2 separate regions of the Homo sapiens genome follow, and region 2 is linked to region 1. A link is an interaction called in ENCODE POLR2A ChIA-PET data of the cell type or tissue named here. Cell type or tissue: Caco-2. All regions are shown on one strand. Links, peaks and the distances in the headings refer to the core of each region. The heading gives the core; the rest is flanking DNA.

Region 1 (4,384 bases), core at 254-4,253:
TATGGCACGCTCTGGGGAGGTAGAACTCCCTGCCCATTGGATTGGGGTGGATGTGGAGTGGGAGGCAGAGGCTGGATGACAGCATTGACGGGGGAAAGTCAGGTGTCCCTGACCTCTGGGGCCTGCCGTCAGTTTCCTGCACCTACATGGGTGTCAACGCTGAGATTTCCTTCTGGACCTGGGCTCTGAGAATTGTGGCCTGGAAAGATGGTGAACAGACTGGTCTTTTTTTGAGACAGAGTCTCAACTGTGTCGCCCAGGCTGGAGTGCAGTGGCACGATCATGGCTCACTACAGGCTGAGGTGAGTCTCCTGCCTCAACCTCCTGAGTAGGTGGGATTACAGGCACATGCCACCTTGTCTGGCTAATTTTTTTTTTTTTTTTTTTGAGACAGAGTGTCGCTCTGTCACCCAGGCTGGAGTGCAGTGGTGCGATCTTGGCTCACTGCAACCTCTGCCTCCCGGATTGAAGCAATTCTCCTGCCTCAGCCTCCCGAGTAGCTGGGATTACAGGTGCACGCCACCACGCCCGGCTTATTTTTGTATTATTAGCAGAGATGGGCTTTCACCATGTTGGTCAGGCTGGTCTGGAGCTCCTGACCTCAGACGATCCACCTGCCTTGGCCTCCCAAAGTGCTGGGATTACAGGTGTGAGCCACCGTGCCTGGCTGTGTGTTTTTGTAGAGACCGGGTTTTGACATGTTGACCAGGCTGGTCTTGAACTCCTGGCTTCAAGTGCCCCTCCCACCTTGGCCTCCCAAAGTGCTAGGATTATGGGCGTCAGTCACTGTGCCTGGCCTGATCCAGTCTGGAGTAAAGGAGGAGATGGTTTCCCAGAGAAAGTAATAGATAAACCGAGTTAGGTGTACCAGGTGGAGTGAACAGGACATACAAAGACCCAGAGATGGTGTTAATTGAAAAGTTGGCTGTGAGTGGAGAGGAAGAGGAGGGACAAATGGTGGGCAATGAAGCCGGAGGGCCTGGCAGCCTCATGGGCCACATTACATGCCACATTCAGACTTTATCCTGAGATGAACACAATGAAGGGTTTTAAGCAGGGGAGGGAAGTAGTCAAATCAGTCTTTTTTTTTTGAGATGGGGTCTCGCTCTTGTCACCCAGGCTGGAGTGCAATGGTGCGATCTCAGCTCACTGCAACCTCCACCTCCCGGGTTCAAGCGATTTTCCTGCCTCAGCTTCCCAAGTAGCTGGGATTACAGGCATGCGCCACCACACCCGGCTAATTTTTGTATTTTTAGTAGAGACAGGGTTTCACCATGTTGGCCAGGCTGGTCTTGAACTCCTGACCTCTGGTGATCTGCCTGCCTTGGCCTCCCAAAGTGCTGGGATTACAGGCGTGAGCCACTGTACCCAGCCAAATCAATCTTTTCAGATAAATGTCTGGCTACCAACATGGAGGACAGGGGGTTGGACCGGGACCCTTGGGGCTTTTCCTGTGGTTGAGGTTCTAGACAGTGGTGGCTTCCACTAGGGTGGCAGAGATGAGATTAGTAAGGGCAGATGGGTTTCTGAGATATTTAGGGGCAAAACTGACACTTTTCCTTCCCTGGAAACATCCAAACATGGCCACATCCATATCCGTCCTTGGGGGAACCAACATTAAATCAGCCCATTGTGCAACGCCCTTGTCCACTTCTAGACTGTGCTCCAGAATCGGAGATGGTCCTTTACTATCAGTTTGGGGAATAGGATGGGCGGAGATCCCCAGATTCCTTTGGAGGTAGTGATGGAAGCCTGCTCAGGCTCTCCCAGATGGGACTGCAGCCCTCCTGAGACTCAGCAGTCAGGTAAGGAGGCAGTTCTCTGGCAGCATCTGGCGCACATATTTAAAGACTGGAAACTTGGACTCAACATGCTGGGCGATGAGCAGCAGTAGGATGAGGTGGGAGACACGCTGGTCACAGCCTGCCTGGGCCAGACCCTGCTCAGCTACTTTCTGCAGCTTTAGCAGATGGAATTGGCACTGGCTGATGGCTTGGCAGTTGTGGGGATGAAAGATTAGAGATGCCCCAGCCCATTCTAAGGAGTGTACCACTGGGTGCCTCTGCAGGGCTGCTCTTTTTGGGTGAGAGAATGTCAGGTAATCTCACACTTAAAATGTTCACATCCATTACAAAGTTCACCTTGGGGCTGCGCGCGGTGGCTCATGCTTATAATCCCAGCACTCTGGGAGGTGGAGGCGGGCAGATTACCTGAGGTCAGGAGTTCAAGACCAGCCTGGCCAACATGGTGAAACCCCGTCTCTACAAAAATACACACACACACACACACACACAAATTAGCTGGACATGATGGTAAGTGCCTGTAATCCTAGCTACTCCGGAGGCTGAGGCAGAAGAATCGCTTGAACCCAGGAAGCGGAGGCTGCAGTGAGCTGAGATTGTGCCCTTGCACTCCAGCCTGGGCGACAGAGCGAGACTCCATCTCAAAAAATAAAAATAAAAAAAAAGTTCACCTTGATGAAGTAAACGTTGTATTTCTAGAAGCAAGTGCTGCTTTTTTGGTGTTTAAAAAATAAGCTAAGGAAAACCAAGCAGTAAACATGCCCCCTAGTTCTGCTGCTGCTGCTGAGAGGTGAAGCAAGGGCTCCGTGGCCTTAGCCTTCTGACTTGCTCACACGCACACACCGAAGCAGAAAAGGTTTAGTTTTTGTTTTTAAAGCCTTTTTATTTTTTTAAAAAAACAAAAACCCCCAAACAAAAACAAAACCTAAATTAAAATATTTCCCATTGGAGGCTATTTCTTTTTTTGTCTTTTAAAAATTTTATTACACAAATATCACCCATTCCCACGTGTCAGAGGAAAGATGTCCTTGCTCTCTCTAAAACCAATAGTGGAGAACTTTTGGAAAACAAAACAAAGTCCAACTAGCTTCCTCCTTCTCTGGCCCAAAATAACCTCAATGTGTCAACTGAGATAGCATAAGACTTATCCCCTTAATGCTTACATTTAATTTAAACTTTTTAGCACAACATTGGAGATTGACTCTAAATCAGCAACAAAAAAATATATATTTACAATATTTCTCCGAAAAACAAAAAACACAACCAAACCCTTTAAACATAAGTGACTTTAGGAGTTTTATTTATGGAGCAGTTATTTTTTTAATCACCAAGTGATTTTATATTATATATATATAAATTTTCTTCCTTTCCTTTGTGGTTTTTCGCCCCGGTGCTTGGAAAGATGGAGGCAGGGGTTCTGGTCCTGCAGTCTGAGGGCAGGCTCTCCTGGCAAGGCCGTGTCTAAGAGCAGATTGTAGGACATGCGATGGACTCCCCAGGTTCCTCTGTCCCCCAACAGAGACACTTCTTTCCTCCACATGGACCAACCCTCACCTCTAAAAACCATTTCCCCTCACAGTCCCAAAGAAAAGGAAAACCCAGCAAGGGCATGGTCCATCTGCTGCCTTTTCTGGGCTCCCTTTTCTGCTGACCAATTTACGTGCACGGTAAAAATGCATGTTTTTCCAAACCCCAAAAAACAAACATAAAAACCAAAACCCAAAAGAAACCATTGGCTTGGAAATTTCTGTGGATGAAATGTCCCAAAGTCAGAGGCACTCTCCCGGCACAATCCCTGCTCTGAAGGGGTCTCTCCACCTCCCCTTTTATAAAAAGACAACAAAATAAAACAAAGTAATCTTTTCAGTATTTTCCACAGGAGCAACCAAAGAAAAAGGCAGGAAGCTTCCAATTATAGGTCATTAACGATAATAAGGTTTTTGCTCAATACCCAGGGTTCTTTACAGAGAAGTTCCCCTAACTGAGGCACTCTGGAATAAGTCACTGGCATTTCCTCAAAGTTTCAACCCCAGATTATTGGGGCCTGGAGACCAATGGAAGTGGGCAGAGGGTCATGGGAGCAGACTGCTGTTTGTAAGGTGCAGTCAAAAGATTCAGCAGATTGGAAGAAACAAACAAAATGCCACCCCCTACCAGGATCCAGTTTCTTCTAAGGCCAGTTAATGCCAGGGTCAAAACTGGCCTAGGTGGCAAAGAGGGGACCACTCTGCCTCTATTGCTTTGGAAGTGGCAAGGGTGCAGTTGGCGTCTCTCTTCTCAGTGGCTCACACTTTAGACCCCTGGTGCCTGGGCTCCATTCCCTAACTCTGTAGGGCTTCAGGAAGAGGAAAGCCTGAGACTGGGCTACAGGAAGAGGGCCAGAAAGGGACAGGGATGGACGACCAAAAGGCGGGGCGGGGTGGGGGGAAGAGGTTGTGCTATCAGTATCCTTACAGAGGGGGAGCAGAGTGCAAATTTGCATCAATCATTTATAAGCTCTTGCCATAGGCTGCTGCTACTGAGCATCTCCTCACACACTTAAAAATATTGACCCAAAAGAAATTCCGACCTTTCTTTCTTTC
Region 2 (4,384 bases), core at 221-4,220, 250 kb after region 1:
AGGTCAGGAGTTCATGACCAACATGGTTGAAACCCCGTCTCTACAAAAATACAAAAATTAGCCAGGCATGATGCCGCATGCCTGTAATTCCAGCTACTCAGGAGGCTGAGGTGGGAGAATCACTTGAACCCAGGCGGTGGAGGTTGCAGTGAGCCGAGCTCATGCCATTGCACTCTAGCCTGGGCAACAGGGTGAGACTCTGTCTCAAAAAGAAAAAAAAAGAGAGATGTAGCCATCTCACACCTGTAGTCCTAGATACTCTGGAGGCCAAGGTGGGAGGATCACTTGAGCACCAGAGGTTGAGGCTGCAAAGAGCTATGATCACGACACTGCACTTAGCCTGGGCAACAGAGCAAGAACTTGTCTCTAAAAAAAAAGAAGAAATGTAGCCAAGAATAAACACCAGCAGGTGACAGAGGTGGGATTCAAACCAATAGTAACAAGTAATAGTAAAGAGTTGATGAATAAGCAGTGAATAAAAGAACTGAAAGGAGGAAAAATCAGATTAAGAAGGGCTTCCTGGCCGGGTGTGATGGCTCAAGCCTGTAATCTCAGCACTTTGGGATGCTGAGGCAGGCGGATCACGTGAGTTCAGGAGTTCAAGACCAGGCTGGCAAACATGGCAAAACCCTGTCTCTACTAAAAATACAAAAATTAGCTGGGCGTGGTGGCACGCGCCTCTAGTCCCAGCTACTCGGGAGGCTGAGGCAGGAGAACCGCTTGAACCCGGGAGGCGGAGGTTGCACTGAGCCGAGATCAGGCCATTGCACTCCAGCCTGGGTGACAGAGCGAGACTCTGTCTTAAAAAAAAAAAAAAAAGTTAGGGCTTCCTCAGGATCAGGAAGGAAGTGCTCCTTGTCAAAAATGAAAAGGAAAAAACCCTCTTTCCAAATCCACTTTTTAAAAAATAGGCCCGGGTGCAGTGGCTCACACCTGTAATCCCAGCACTTCGGGAGGCCAAGGAGGGTGGATCACCTGAGTTCAGGAGTTCAAGTCCAGGCTGGCCAATGTAGGGAAACCCCGTCTCTACTAAAAATACAAAATTAGCTGGGCATGGTGGCACATGCCTGTAAGCCCAGCTACTCTGGAGGCTGAGGCAGGAGAATCGCTTGAACCCGGGAGGCGGAGGTTGCAGTGAGCCGAGGCCGCCCTGTTGCACTCCAGCCCGGGCAACAACAGTGAAACTCTGTCTCAAAATAAACAAATAAATAAATAAATAAATAAGAAAAGAAATATACGAATTCCTCCTCCCCACCCACTCCCTTTTATTATTGCCTCCCACTCAGGAACTGAGAACTCCGCAGATAAAAATAGCAAACCTGAAGGAGTTTGAAGGAAGTGTTCAGTGGAGCACCCCACACAGCTGTGACCCCTGGGTCCTTCAGAACCTGAGAGGGAGGCCCCTGGGTAAGGCTGGGGACAGGCCATGGTGCAGTCCCTGGGAAGGCCCTTCGCCCACGAGCCCGACGCAGGGCATGAGAGTTCCTCAGTCTCAGGCTCCCCTTAGGGATGAGTGTCTTCTGGGCTTCCCGTACCAGCCCCTCTGGGCCAGGAGATCTGGAGCCCTGCTGTGGTTCCTTCGGCCTCCTACTCACTGGGTAGCCTACCCTGCCTCTCCATCACCCCAGGTCTTGGCCTCAACTTGCCTCCCAGGTGTTCAGGCGCCCTTAACCCCATCAGGAAGTCCACTCCCTCACCATGCGGCCCACTCCCGTAACTTGCTCATCCTTCAGGACCTGACTCATTTTCCCTTCGTCGGCTAAGCCTTCCCAACCACTAGCAAGTAACAGAAAACCGCTCAAGCTGGCTGAAGCAACAGAGGTGGCTTTAACAAAAAGATAAAGCATTGCAAGGCACCTCAAGGCAGCAGCGCTGCCAAATGTCCATAAAGGACAGGATCAGGGTTGGAGAGACCATTATGAGCCCAAGTGCCCTTCAGCTTCCTTTTTCCTTCTCTGCCAGCCACAGCTCCCCCAATTAACATTTTCTAGAACTTCAACCTGAGCCAGTGTCAGGAGAGAGCTCTGATTGGCTAACTTGGGTCAGGTGATCAGCCCTCCTCCAACCCACAGTGACCGAGAGAGGGGGTCACGTGATACATACGAACATGGCTGCCGAAGCCTTCCCTTGACAAGGGGTAGAGTGAGGGATAGTGACAGCTAAGAATGCATCTCTGATGGCTGCTCATTCTTCACTTCGCTTTTCCTGTCTCTGCTTGTGTTCTGCTTGCTGTTTGAACTGGTTATATGCGTGCCTACCTCTGTGCATGAGCACATATGAGGACTCCAGCCTGCATTAAACACGGACCCCTGACCTCTGTATCTAGTTCAAGGCCTCCATCCTGAACCTCTCTTTAGGATTGGCTTCACAGGTGTAAAACCTGAGCTTGCACACAGGGCCCAGTACATGGTTAATGCTCTGCTGTTGCTGTCTTAAAATTCTCTCTCTCTCTCTCTTTTTTTTTTTTTTTTTTTTTTTTTTTTTTTGTCGAGACAGGGTCTAGCTCTGTTGCTCTAGGCTAGAGTTGAGTGGCGCAATCACCGCCCATGGTGTTACCGGATATGGGTCCTAGTCCAGACCCCAAGAGAACGTTCTTGGATCTTGCACAAGAAAGAATTTGGGACGAGTCTATAAAGTGAAAGCAAGTTTATTAAGAAAGTAAAGCAACAAAAGCATGACTACTTCATATGCAGAGCAGCCCCAAGGGCTGCTGGTTGCCCATTTTTACGGTCCTTTTTTTTTTTTTTTTTTTTGAGAAGGAGTCCCACTATGTCATCCAGGCTAGAATGCAGTGTCACGATCTCGGCTCACCGCAACCTCCGCCTCCCGGGTTCAAGCAATTCTCCTGTCTCAGCCTCCTGCGTAGCTGGATTACAGGTGTGCACCACCATACCTGGCTAATTTTTTGTATTTTCAGTAGCAACAGGGTTTCACCATGTTGGCCAGGCTGGTCTCGAGCTCCTGATCTCAAGTGATCTGGCTGCCTCGGCCTCCCAAAGTGCTGAGATTACAGGCATGAGATTAGTTCTTGATTATATGCTAAACAAGAGGTGGATTACTCATGCCTCCCCTTTTTAGACCACATAGGGTAACTTCCTGGCATTGCCATGGCATTTGTAAACTGTCACGGCGCTGATGGGAATGTAGCAGTGAGGACGACCAGAGGCCGCTCTCATCGCCATCTTGGTTTTGGTGGGTTTTTGCCGACTTCTTTACTGCAACCTGTTTTATCAACAAGGTCTTTATGACCCGTATCTCGTTCCGACCTCCTGTCTCATCCTGTGACTAAGAATGCCTTAACCTCCTGCGAATGCAGCCCAGTAAGTCTCAGCCTTATTTTACCAAGCCCCTACTCAAGATGGAGTTGCTCTGGTTCAAACACCTCTGACAATTGCAGTCTCAACCTTCTGGGTTCAAGGGATCCTCCTGCCTCAGCCTCCTGAGTAGCTGGGACAACAGGTGCGTGTCACCACACCCAGCTAATTAAAAAATTTTTTGTAGAGATGAGATCTCACTGTGTTACTCAGGCTGGTCTCAAACTCCTGGGCTCAAGCGATCCTCCTGCCTCAGCCTCCCAAAGTGCCTTGAAATTCTCAATAATTTTTGAACAGGGAGTCCAGCGTTTTCATTTGGCACGAGGCCCTGCAAATTATATACCTGGTCCTGCCTTTCTCCTTGAGCCATCTTGAGTCATTATTCCCAACCTGACAATATTAGTCTGCTGGGGCTGCCATAACAAAACAGCGTGGACTGGATGGCTTACACAGCAAAAATCTATTTTCTCACAGCTCTGGAGACTGGAAATCTAAGATCAAGATGCCATCAGGGTTGGTTTCTGCCCTCTTCCTAGCTTGTAGAGGGCTGCCCTCCCCTATGTCCTCACCTGGCCTTTTTCTCTTTGCCTCGTGGAGCCTCTTCCTTTTTTTTTTCTTTTCTTTTCTTTTCTTTCTTTCTTTTCTTTTTTTTTTTTTTTTGAGACAGAGTCTTGCTCTGTTGCCAGGCTGGAGTGCAGTGGTGCGATCTCGGCTCACTGCAACCTCCGCCTCCCTGGTTCAAGTGATTCTCCTGCCTCAGCTTCTCGAGTAGCTGGGATTACAGGCACGAGCCACCACGCCCAGCTAATTTTTGTATTTTTAGTAGAAACGGGGTTTCACCATGTTGGCCAGGATGATCTCGATCTCCTGACCTTGTGATCCACCCGCCTCGGCCTCCCATAGTGCTGGGATTACAGGCGTGAGCCACCGCGCCCGGCCGCCTCTTCCTCTTATAAGGACACCAGTCTTGTTGGATTAGAGCCCCACTCTTATGACCTTGTTTAACCTTAATTACCTCTGAAAAGCCTTATTTCCAAAAATAGTCACATTGGGGTAGAGCTTTAACGTGG

The links. ChIA-PET counts read pairs that join two places held together with the same protein. Peaks named below come from ENCODE experiments on the same cell type or tissue, not always from the same donor. Only the 100,000 strongest peaks of a DNase experiment are listed, where the experiment ranks them.
Region 2: POLR2A ChIA-PET joins it to region 1 with 7 read pairs; 4 of 35 experiments call an interaction of 5 or more read pairs at or near these places.

The regions. Positions count from the first base shown.
Region 1 is chr11:67,256,363-67,260,746 of GRCh38, reverse strand. It overlaps KDM2A (lysine demethylase 2A), which reads right to left. Exons shown (of 21, transcript NM_012308.3): 21 at 2,665-4,384. Among named protein-coding and RNA genes, the nearest start is that of GRK2, 7.9 kb to the left of the region's middle. In Caco-2, for the core only: no CTCF peak of the experiment used is centred there; a DNase peak (open chromatin) is centred at 2,012.
Region 2 is chr11:67,004,391-67,008,774 of GRCh38, reverse strand. It overlaps a transcript of SYT12 not described here. Among named protein-coding and RNA genes, the nearest start is that of SYT12, 17 kb to the left of the region's middle. In Caco-2, for the core only: no CTCF peak of the experiment used is centred there; a DNase peak (open chromatin) is centred at 2,064.